2 separate regions of the Homo sapiens genome follow, and region 1 is linked to region 2. Evidence: chromatin contacts called from ENCODE Hi-C or POLR2A ChIA-PET data. All regions are on one chromosome and are shown on one strand. Each heading gives the region's core, a stretch centred on a gene start or an enhancer-like site at or near the end of the contact. The rest is flanking DNA. Distances are from core to core; before and after follow the strand shown. Region 1 holds the start of COX7A1 (cytochrome c oxidase subunit 7A1). Region 2 holds the start of ALKBH6 (alkB homolog 6).

Region 1 (4,760 bases), core at 1,608-4,107, 140 kb before region 2:
GCGTGGTGTCGTGCACCTAGTCCCAGCTACTTGGGAGGCTGAGGCAGGGGAATCACTTGAACCCGGGAGGCGGAGACTGCAGTGAGCAGAGATTGCGCCATTGCACTCCAGCCTGGGTGACAGAGCGAGACTTCATCTCAAATAGAAAAAAAAGAGGCTGGGCGTGGTGGCTCACGCCTGTAATCCCAGCACTTTGGGAGGCCGAGGCGGGTGGATCACGAGGTCAGGAGATTGAGACCATCCTGGCTAACACGGTGAAACCCTGTCTCTACTAAAAATACAAAAAAAAAACTTAGCTGGACGTGGTGGCGGGCGCCTGTAGTCCCAGCTACTGGGGAGCCTGAGGCAGGAGAATGGCGTGAACCTGGGAGGCGGAGCTTGCAGTGAGCCGAGATGGCGCCACTGCACTCCAGCCTGGGTGACTGAGCAAGACTCCGTCTCAAAAAAGAAAAAAGAAAATTAAGACAGTCAAAACCATAGTATTAACTTGTTTGTTTTGTTTTGTTTTGAGATGGAGTCTCGCTCTCTTGCCCGGGCTGGAGTGTAATGGCGTAATCTCTGCTCAGTGCAACCTCCGCCTCCCAGGTTCAAGTGATTCTCCTGCCTCAGCCTCCGGAGTATCTGGGATTACAGGCACCCACCACCACGCCTGGCTAATTTTTGTATTTTTAGTAGAGACGGGGTTTCACCATGCTGGCCAGGCTGGTCTCGAACTCCTGACCCAGGTGATCCACCCACCTCGGCCTCCCAAAGTGTTGGAATTACTGGCGTGAGCCACAGTGCCTGGCCCCCATGGTATTAACTTTGTGTTAGAGAATCTGTGAATACTTGGTATTTTAAGAATTTGTAATATTTAAGGTAAACTGGCCTATTCAAATAACAGGTCAATCTTGTAATTCCATTGTAAAATGTGGAATTCAGCTGGTGACTAAGACTTACTTGAAATCTGTTTATGTACAGTTTATGAATTTTTTATTCATAAAAGTTATTTAAGAATTGAAGAAAGAGTCATCTGTTTATCTGGTAAGTCAGCTTTTTTTTTTTTTTTTTTCTGAGACAGAATCTCGTTCTGTCACCCAAGCTGGAGTGCAGTGGTGCAATCTTGGCTCACTGCAGCCTCCGTGCCTCTTGGGTTCAAACGATTTTTGTGCCTCAGCCTCACAAGCAGCTGGGATTGTAGGCGCCCATGACCACACCTGGTTAATTTTAGTATTTTTAGTAGAGACAGGGTTTTGTCATGTTGACCAGGCTGGTCTCAAACTCCCAGCCTCAAGTGATCCACCTGCCTTGGCCTCCCAAAGTGCCGGGATTACAGGTGTGAGCCACCACGCCCAGCCCTACTTGTGGCTCTTAAATGGAAAAACCTAACATTAAATTTACAAGCATAGTTTGAAAGTGTTAGGGGAATTTAATAATCATAAAAGCCCTCTTTAAAAGAGACCGTGGCTGGAAGCGGTGGCTCAGGCCTGTAATTCCAGCACTTTGGAAGGCCAAAGTGGGCGGATCACCTGAGGTTGGGAGCTTGAGACCAGCCTGGCCAACATGGTGTAACCCCATCTCTACTAAAAAATACAAAAATGAGCTGGGTGTGGTGGCGGGTGCCTGTAATCCCAGCTGCTCAGGAGGCTGAGGTACAAGAATTGCCTAAACCCAGGAGGCAGAAGGTTTCAGTGAGCCGAGATCACACCACTGCACTCCAACGTGTACAACAGAGCAAGACTCTGTCTAAAAATATAAATTAAATAAATAAATAAAAGAGATTGTTAAAACCTTTTACAAGCTGGGTATAGTGGCTCATGCCTCTAATTCTAGCACTTTGGGTGATAGAGGTAGGAACATTACTTGGAGGAGTTGGAGACCACCCTGGGCAACATAGCAAGACACTGCCTCAAAAACAAACAAACAAACATTGTCTGCTGGCTGGGTGCGTGGCTCACGATGAGGCCGGCAAATTTCTTGAGCTCAGGAGTTCGACACCAGCCTGGGCAACATGGTGAAACCCAGCCTCTACAAAAAATACGAAAATTAGTTCGAGCATGGTGGTGGGCGCCTGTAGTCCCAGCCACTCAGGAGGCTGAGGCAGGAGGATCGCTGAACCCAGGAGGTCGAGGCTGCAGTGAGCTATGACCGCACCACTGCACTCCAGCCTGTGCAACAGAGCAAAACCCTGTCTAAAAAAAAAAGAAAAAAAAGAAAAGAAAAAGAAAACCTTGTAGACTAGGCCAGGATCTTTCCTGGTTGCTAAAACCATTAGGACAACTGTGCTGCACCCCGTTGACTGCCAGAATTAGAGAGCTATAAATAGATATGATGTGTTTCTTAGGGTAACATAAAATACCGTTTTACTCCCAAAGACTTTAGCTTGTGTTTCCTAAAAACAAGGTCATTTAATGTCTCAACAAATCTCTGAGAAAGATCCTGCCTTAGCCCTCACGTTACAGATACGGAAACAGGCTCGGAGGTGCAATCTCTGGCTGTGTAGACAGAACAGGGAGTTGGAACACGGCCTTATGCGTTTCCTCACTCTCACATACCAGCGGGCAGGGAGAGATCCGGGGAGGAGTTGCACTTGCCCCCGGCGGAAATCTCCAAAAATCTGCAAAAATGTATTCCCTGGTACCGCTTTGGGCTCCGGTGGGACCAAGCGAAATTCCGAGACCGAAACGGATGCGCGCTGCGGCCCAGGGTGCGGGTCTGGACCGCCTCCTCCGTGGTGGACGAATCCGAGGAGCAGGACTCCCCGCAACCCAGCCCCAGCCCCAGCCCCAGCCCCGCCGCGTCCCCAGCTGTCACGCTGCGCGCAGCGGGTGGGGCCTGGGGTTCCTGGACAGAGGAGGACTACGCGTGTCCTTGGGCGGAGAAGGGAGGTGACTCCGGCGGAAGAGGACAAGGCAGAATGCAGGCCCTTCGGGTGAGGCCCCCATGGGCTGGGCCGGAGCCCCCCACCCAGAAAACCCCGCCCTAATACGCGACTCTCCAAGTGCCCCCGCATCTAGGGCCTTGGAACGTGAGCCACCTTCAGGGCCTGGGACTCCCCGCTAAACAGCCTGGGTCCCTTCCCCCACAATCCACTCTTCGGAGACAACTGGGGACCCCCACCCCGGCCCAAAGCCCCGGGTTTGAACTTGACATCTCGGGAACCCTTAACACTGGCCTCACCCGGGCCTTCTCAGGCAGCCTGGACGCTCCCGGGGACCTCCATTCCGGTCCCCACGTTCCCGGGACCTGGTTTCCTCCCTTTAATCCAGGAAACCCTCCCCCAACAAAAATCTCAGGACTTAGGCCCCCCAGAACAAAGTCCTTCTGGGTCCTCTCCCTTCCAGGACCCTCTAGGCAGCCCGGTCACCCCCAGGCCAGACTCCAGGGCGAGTCCCCTCCCAACCCAGCTGGCAGTTCGCGGGTAACAGAATCCAAGCTATTACCCTCCTCGCCTTTGGGACGCTCGCTAGGGATGGGGCTGTCCCCACGTCCAGGCCTCAGAGAGCGGGGTCCCACTTCAGGACACCCCTCCAGGTGCCTCCAATACCCGCCCACCTCCCACCCCGCAGGTGTCCCAGGCGCTGATCCGCTCCTTCAGCTCCACCGCCCGGAACCGCTTTCAGAACCGAGTGCGCGAGAAACAGAAGCTCTTCCAGGTGGGGGGTCGGGGGGGGTGGGGATCCGACGCGCCAGCCGGGAGCGCGCCGAGCCGGGGCAGGCGGGGCGCGCTCTAAGGAGCAGCCAGCACCCCTTTCTCATCAGACACCCCCACATCCAGGAGGACAATGACATCCCGTTGTACCTGAAGGGCGGCATCGTTGACAACATCCTGTACCGAGTGACAATGACGCTGTGTCTGGGCGGTGAGCGCAGGGCCCGTCTGGGCTGCGGGGGAGGCGGGGCTGGACCCAGAGTAAGAGGTGGCTGGTTTCTGGGCAGGACTGACCAGGATCTGGGTTGGGGGTTGGCGTTTAGGAAGGGGGTCGAGTACTGAGCTGGAGTCAGGCCTGCAGGGAGGGGAGTAACTAGGGTTTGGGCTCTTGTCCCAGGACGGGGGCTGGGTTAGTGGTGGGGCTGAGGCCCAGGGAGGAGTCGGGGAGAAAGCTCCCAGCCCGGTCTAGATCAAAGCCAGGGGGCTTTACAATAGGAGTCCAATCTGGGAAGGGAGCTGGAGTCCGAACTAGAGCTGGGGTCCAGGCTGGGAACCAGGGAGCCTGAAGGCCTTAAAAGCCTGGGATGTCCAGGGAGGGGATTAGGTCTCATTCTGTCTCCAACGCTTCCCCTTTCTAGGCACTGTCTACAGCTTGTACTCCCTTGGCTGGGCCTCCTTCCCCAGGAATTAAGACCAAGAAGCCTGGGGGGCCTGAGAGACTTGAACAAGTGTCAATAAACGCTGGCCTCTGTGTGTGTCTGTGTTTGTGTCCACCCCTCCCCACCAAGCCCATCCTCCCACCAGCCAGGGATCTCTGCCCTGTGGACTGCCCACTGCCCCCAGCCCTCGGTGCCTCATGCTGGACCAGGGATACTCCTAGGATGTTGCTACCTCTCAGCCCTCTGCTGAGTACCCCAAACAGCACCCATAGGCTCCCCCTCGGGACCCGGGGACGTGGGGTGGTGTCCTCAAGTGGGAAGGAAGACACTGAGCATGGTCCATGACACAACAGAGGCAGAGGCCAAGTGTGGATGGAGAAGCTGCAAGAGGGGCAAACATGGCCTTGGGGGACAGGGCCAGGAGTGGCATTGAGACCTCCCTCCAGCCCAGACTCTGGAAGCAGAAGCAG
Region 2 (4,971 bases), core at 1,022-3,521:
CCCAGCTACTCGGGAGGCTGAGACAGGAGAATTGCTTGAACCTGGGAGGCAGAGGTTGCAGTGAGCCGAGATCGTGCCATGGCACTCCAGCCTGGGTGACAGAGTGAGACTCCATCTCAGAAAACAAACAAACAAACAAACCACAGCCAGAGAGGTAGAGGCAGAATCCAGAAAGGCCTGATAGCAAACACTGGGGGAAAGGCTGGGGGTGATGGGTGCAGATGTCCCCGCTGCCTGCCTAAGGGCGTGACCCTGTCATCCTCCTTTCCAGGTTGCTGTTCTGCTGCTGGTTCCCCTGGATGCTGAGGGCGGAGATGCAGTCTTAGAGGCCCTGGACACCTGACAAAGAGACAGAGTCCCCACTAGCATCTCCTGACACCCGAGGAGCCCTGAGTCACCCTGAGATAGAGATTCCCAGTAACACATCCAGAGTAGAGACCCCTGTTAGCCAGCCCTCGATCATTGAGGCCCCATTATTAACAGATACTCCCATAATAACCCCCAAATACAGACCCCATGTCACCCAGAAAGAGATTCCCTGAGTAGCACCTTCAGGCTAGTCCCTATCCCCAACCCCTCAGAGCAGATTCCCAGATTAACAGATTTCCATATCACCCCAAATGATGGTGACCCTCTCCACATAATGCATTACAACAGAACATTCTTGAATCACCCAACCCTGGATCAGAAACCTCCCCATTAACAAACACTGCCCCTTAAGTCCTCTTGAAATAAACATAGGTCACACCCCCAAAGCAAAAGAGTAACAGACATTCATGTCATTGTTCCCCATTTAACATCAGTCCTCTCAAGATGTCGTGACCCCATGGTCACCCTGAAGCCCTTAGATTCCAACCCCTCAATCAGAGACTTCCTTCATTAACAAAGACCCTTGTTCTTATCCCTCAAGAAGAAACCCACCATAACCAGCCCACTGTCACCCCTAATTTACAGACACCAAAACAGTCCTGGAAGTGCTAATTACAGGACCCCCCAAGTCTTCCTACCCTCTGCACCCTCAAGAAACCCCCAGTGCCTTGTATGAAGCCCACCCCACATGGCCCACAGCTCCTGTGCTGGCCAGACTCCCAGAAAATTCTCTATTTTTTAAGTAACGACTTCCCCCTTTGGGGGACCCCAAAATTTGGAGGCCCCATTCTAGGACTCTGGGGATCCCAAACCCTAGAGTACACACGTCCCAAACTCCCCTGTGCCCTCAAGTCCTACAGCCCCTAGAAGACCCCAATGCCGTAACTCCTAGGACCCCCAAATCATGGAATCCCAAATCCCCAGGGAATCCCAAATTTGAAAATCCAATCCCAAGTCCCCAGGAAACCCAATCATGAGGTCCTTGTGCCTGGTATGGAGGAGACTGCAGTCAGGATATGCATTCCAGGCTCCCAGACACCTCAAGCCCTATTCACAGGCACCAGGAAACCCCACACAGGAATTCCCATCCCTGGAAACTGGAGAATTTCAATGCCCCGAGTCCATGGGTTTCAAGACACCAAATTCCAAGAGCCCCAGCCCTAAGGGAACCCCAAATCCTAAAGCCTCCATCTCTAATAAATGGAAGGCCCCAAGGCCCTGAGGGGATCTCAAATCCTGGAACCCCGATTTCAATCTACGTTCTAGTCACTGGCCTCAAAGGACCCCACAGCACCTGGGCCAGACCAACAGCTCGAGGGAGAACCTGAAGGCCCAGGGGGTCCAGGGCGGACCTGGGGCCCCGACCACCAAGGACAGCTCACGACTGCCCCTTCACTGCATGTCCCCAAACTCAGCATGACTCCTGTCCTCTTCAATAAAGACGTTTCTATGGCCTCTCTGTGTCGGGTCATTGGGGGTTTCCCTTGCTGGGAGAAGACGGGAAAGGAAGTGCTTCCTTCAGTCTCACCTCCCTGCGGCGTGGGCAGGTGATGGCGCTGGCCGCGGGAAGTCCTTCTAGCAGCCTCTCATGTCTTCCCGCGGCTGTCACGGCTGCCGCCCCCGTCCCACCCATCGGGGTCCACTCCGCCAATGGCCAGGTTCAGTTCCTAAGTTCTGAGTGGCCAGTGCCAGACGACGATGCCCCGCCCACGCCCTCCTGCCAATGGCTCAGAGGCCAGGAGGCGCGGCCTATCCTTAGGCGAGCATGAAGGGGGCGGGCGAATACTGAGTGAGAGCGCCGATTGGGTGGAAGGCGGGCCCTTGAAGCCTCTGGGAGCTCCCATTGGCCTGCGGACTCTGCGTCTGTAATGTGGGGCGGAAATGGCTGGGAGGGGGATGGGGATGTTGAATTTGGAAATTGGAGGGGACGCTGGTGGACGGTCAGTTTTGGGGAGTGCTGGGGGTAGAGATGGATGTCAATAGGGCTGAAAGTGGGGATCCGGGGGAGCCCAGAGTAGGAGTCCGAGGAGGCTCAGAGCTTGGAGTCCTAAAAGGCTCGGAGTCGGGGATCTGAATGGTTCAGGGAGGGAAGAAGATTTGGGAGTCAGCCTCAGAGCTAAAGATCTCAGGGTGCTGGAGTGAAGGGGCGCTCAGGAGGGGAAATCCGAGGGGCGTCCAAATGGGGGGATCCGAGGAGGCTGAGGGTGGACATGTCTGAGGAGGCTCAGATTGGGGTCACAGGAGTGCACAGAATGGGATTCGGTGGGGGGCGGGGGTCGCTGAGTGTTGATAGCCGGGCTCACAGTTGCAGGTCTGAAGCGGGGTCTCAAGGTGTTTAAAGGGGCTCTGGAGTGCAGCCCTGGGGGCTATGTGTAGAGCTTTTGAGAAAGGCTCCCTGTGTGTGGGGCCAGAGAATGTTCTCTGTGGGAGGATTGAGAAGGCATATGTGTAGTTGGATGGGCCCTTAGTGGACAGAGTAATGGGGGATTATTCTTGGGGCTCATTGTGTCCGGGCATGGAACGTAGGGGCTCTCTGTGTGGCTTGTAAGATGCTGAAGACTCAGATTTTAGAGACCAAGTGCGTTTCAGAAGAGGGCTGAGGTGAGGCCTGGCCTGTGATGGGGTGGAATGCTGCATCATGGTGTTAGGGCGGGAGGCCTAGTGACTTCAGTATGTCCTCCCCTCCCTACAGGATTGGGTGCAAGGAGTTGGTGTTGATGGAGGAGCAGGACGCCAGAGTCCCAGCCCTGGAACCGTTCAGAGTGGAGCAGGTTGTCAGAACTCAGGGTGCAGAGGGTGAAGGAGGCAGGCTGATTCCTGAGTTCTTGGGTTGGGACTGCCCCCTTCCACCAAATTCATTCTTACTGTCAGAGTCCATTCTGGAATGGCACTGGTCCCTTGACTTTAGACCCTGACCTGTCTGAGGACATCCTGAGCCTGTCTCCAGGCATAGGGGTTGCTCTGTGATGATATGTCCTCTGTGTGGGTTGAAGGGCCACACCTTCAGGGGGTCTTTCTATCCTAGGCACCACCTGTAATCTACTATGTCCCTGACTTCATCTCCAAAGAAGAGGAGGAGTATTTGCTTCGACAGGTGACCTCAGTGCCCTACTGGTCTGTTTTCCCACTCTTCCCATATTCCTCCCCAATGTCCATCCTCTGTATGAGAGCCCCCAAGGCTGCAGTGAAGACCCCGACAGAAGGAACAAGGAAGTTACAGAGCTCATACTCCCTCTACTGAGATAGCCCAATCCTGCTAGCTTAGAGAATAGGGGGTTATAAACATAGGCTGAGATAGCCCAGTTCAGATCATTGAGACTGGGGAGTAAAGAATTTTGTATTCAGATTTCTGTGCTGAGATAGCCCAGTAAACTCTTTCCTGTGCTAAAATAGCCCAGCATAGACCCAGAGCACAATAAGGTTACCAAATACAGACCATCTACGCTGAGATGGCCCAGTCTGCATTCTGTTCTTAAGGTTTGGGGAAAGAAGAATTTTCAAAGCTCAGAGTTCCTGCCCTTTGCAGCCCCAGTGCCTAAGTTACAGAGCACAGATCTTCCCTGTGTTGGAGTAACCCACTGATCTTGAGTCCAGGAAAAAATTAGCTACAGAACACAGACTTTTTTGCTGAGATAGCCCATTCCAGACCTTTGCGTTCTTGGCATTGAAAAATCTACATATTATAGAATTCCTGGGCTGAAATAGCCCAGTACAGCTCCATAACCATGAAGGGAATGAGTAGATTATCAACTAGAGCTAGACTTGTTGGACTGAGATAGCCCATTCTAGATCATTAGGATCTTGGCAGTGGAAGATTTTCAAAGTACTTTCTTTGCTGTGCTGAGATAGCCCAGCTTTGCATACTCCCTCCCCCAGGCAATAGGAACAAGTCGGTTGCAGAACTCAAACTGTCCTCAGAGAGCCCAGGAATCAGGAATTTTTGTTTGTTTGTTTTTTGAGACAATCTTGCTCTGTCGCCCAGGCTGGACTGCAGTGGCGTGATCTCGGTTCACTGTAGCCTCCGCCTCCTGGGTTCAACTGATTCTTGTGTTTCAGTCTCCTGAGTAGCTTGGATTGCAGGCGTGTGACACCACACCGCCTCCCAGGTTCAAGCGATTCTCCTGTCTCATCCTCCCAAGTAGCTGGGATTACAGGTGCATGCCACCATGCCCAGCTAAGTTTTGTATTTTTAGTAGAGACGGGGTTTCCCCATGTTGGCCAGGCTGGTCTCGAGCTCCTGACCTCAAGTGATCTGCCCGCCTCGGCCTCCCAAAGTGCTGGGATTACAGGCATGAGCAACCAGGTTTGGCACGGAATCAGGAAATTAGAATGCAGACTATTTGCTGGGCTGAAAGAGCCCTGTCCAGCCCCAGAACTCTGAGTAGATTGTGAGACCCACAACTCTCAGACCACGGTTGTGCAGCCCTGATTCCTAAATCCTGGTAGACACAGGTGGGCTTTGGGGCCAAAGGCGTTCCCAGGAAAAAAGGCAAACCACAAAATCCTAGGAACCCACCGCCCCAGGGAATGGTCCCACAGACACAGATGACCCATTTCCATCCCGGAGGTAAAGGCCCCTATGTTGGTCTAGGTGGGAGGATC

What was found. Hi-C counts contacts between places; a loop is a spot of excess contacts on that map. ChIA-PET counts read pairs that join two places held with the same protein, here RNA polymerase II (POLR2A). Pooled maps may share reads with other maps.
Region 1: a pooled map shows a loop between it and region 2 (2.8-fold over the local background). The contact joins the promoter of COX7A1 here to the promoter of ALKBH6 in region 2. A Hi-C loop is called at or near these places in 3 of 168 maps with a recorded cell type or tissue (B cell, CD8-positive, alpha-beta T cell and naive thymus-derived CD4-positive, alpha-beta T cell), 1 of 37 single-sample maps with no recorded cell type and 13 of 50 pooled maps. POLR2A ChIA-PET finds 5 or more read pairs at or near these places in 3 of 52 experiments (PC-9, activated CD8-positive, alpha-beta memory T cell and naive thymus-derived CD4-positive, alpha-beta T cell).

What each region holds. Positions count from the first base shown.
Region 1 is chr19:36,150,544-36,155,303 of GRCh38, reverse strand. It overlaps COX7A1 (cytochrome c oxidase subunit 7A1), which reads left to right and starts at 2,857. Exons shown (of 4, transcript NM_001864.4): 1 at 2,857-2,911; 2 at 3,549-3,635; 3 at 3,758-3,842; 4 at 4,270-4,382. The coding sequence starts at 2,897. The coding sequence ends at 4,322.
Region 2 is chr19:36,011,513-36,016,483 of GRCh38, reverse strand. It overlaps ALKBH6 (alkB homolog 6), which reads left to right and starts at 2,271. Exons shown (of 7, transcript NM_032878.5): 1 at 2,271-2,309; 2 at 3,062-3,140; 3 at 3,395-3,463. The coding sequence starts at 3,087. CLIP3 (CAP-Gly domain containing linker protein 3) reads left to right here. Exons shown (of 14, transcript NM_015526.3): 14 at 272-1,824. The coding sequence ends at 326. It overlaps LOC101927572 (a long non-coding RNA gene), which reads right to left and starts at 1,982. Exons shown (of 4, transcript NR_170988.1): 1 at 1,898-1,982. RefSeq lists an enhancer at 1,782-1,881.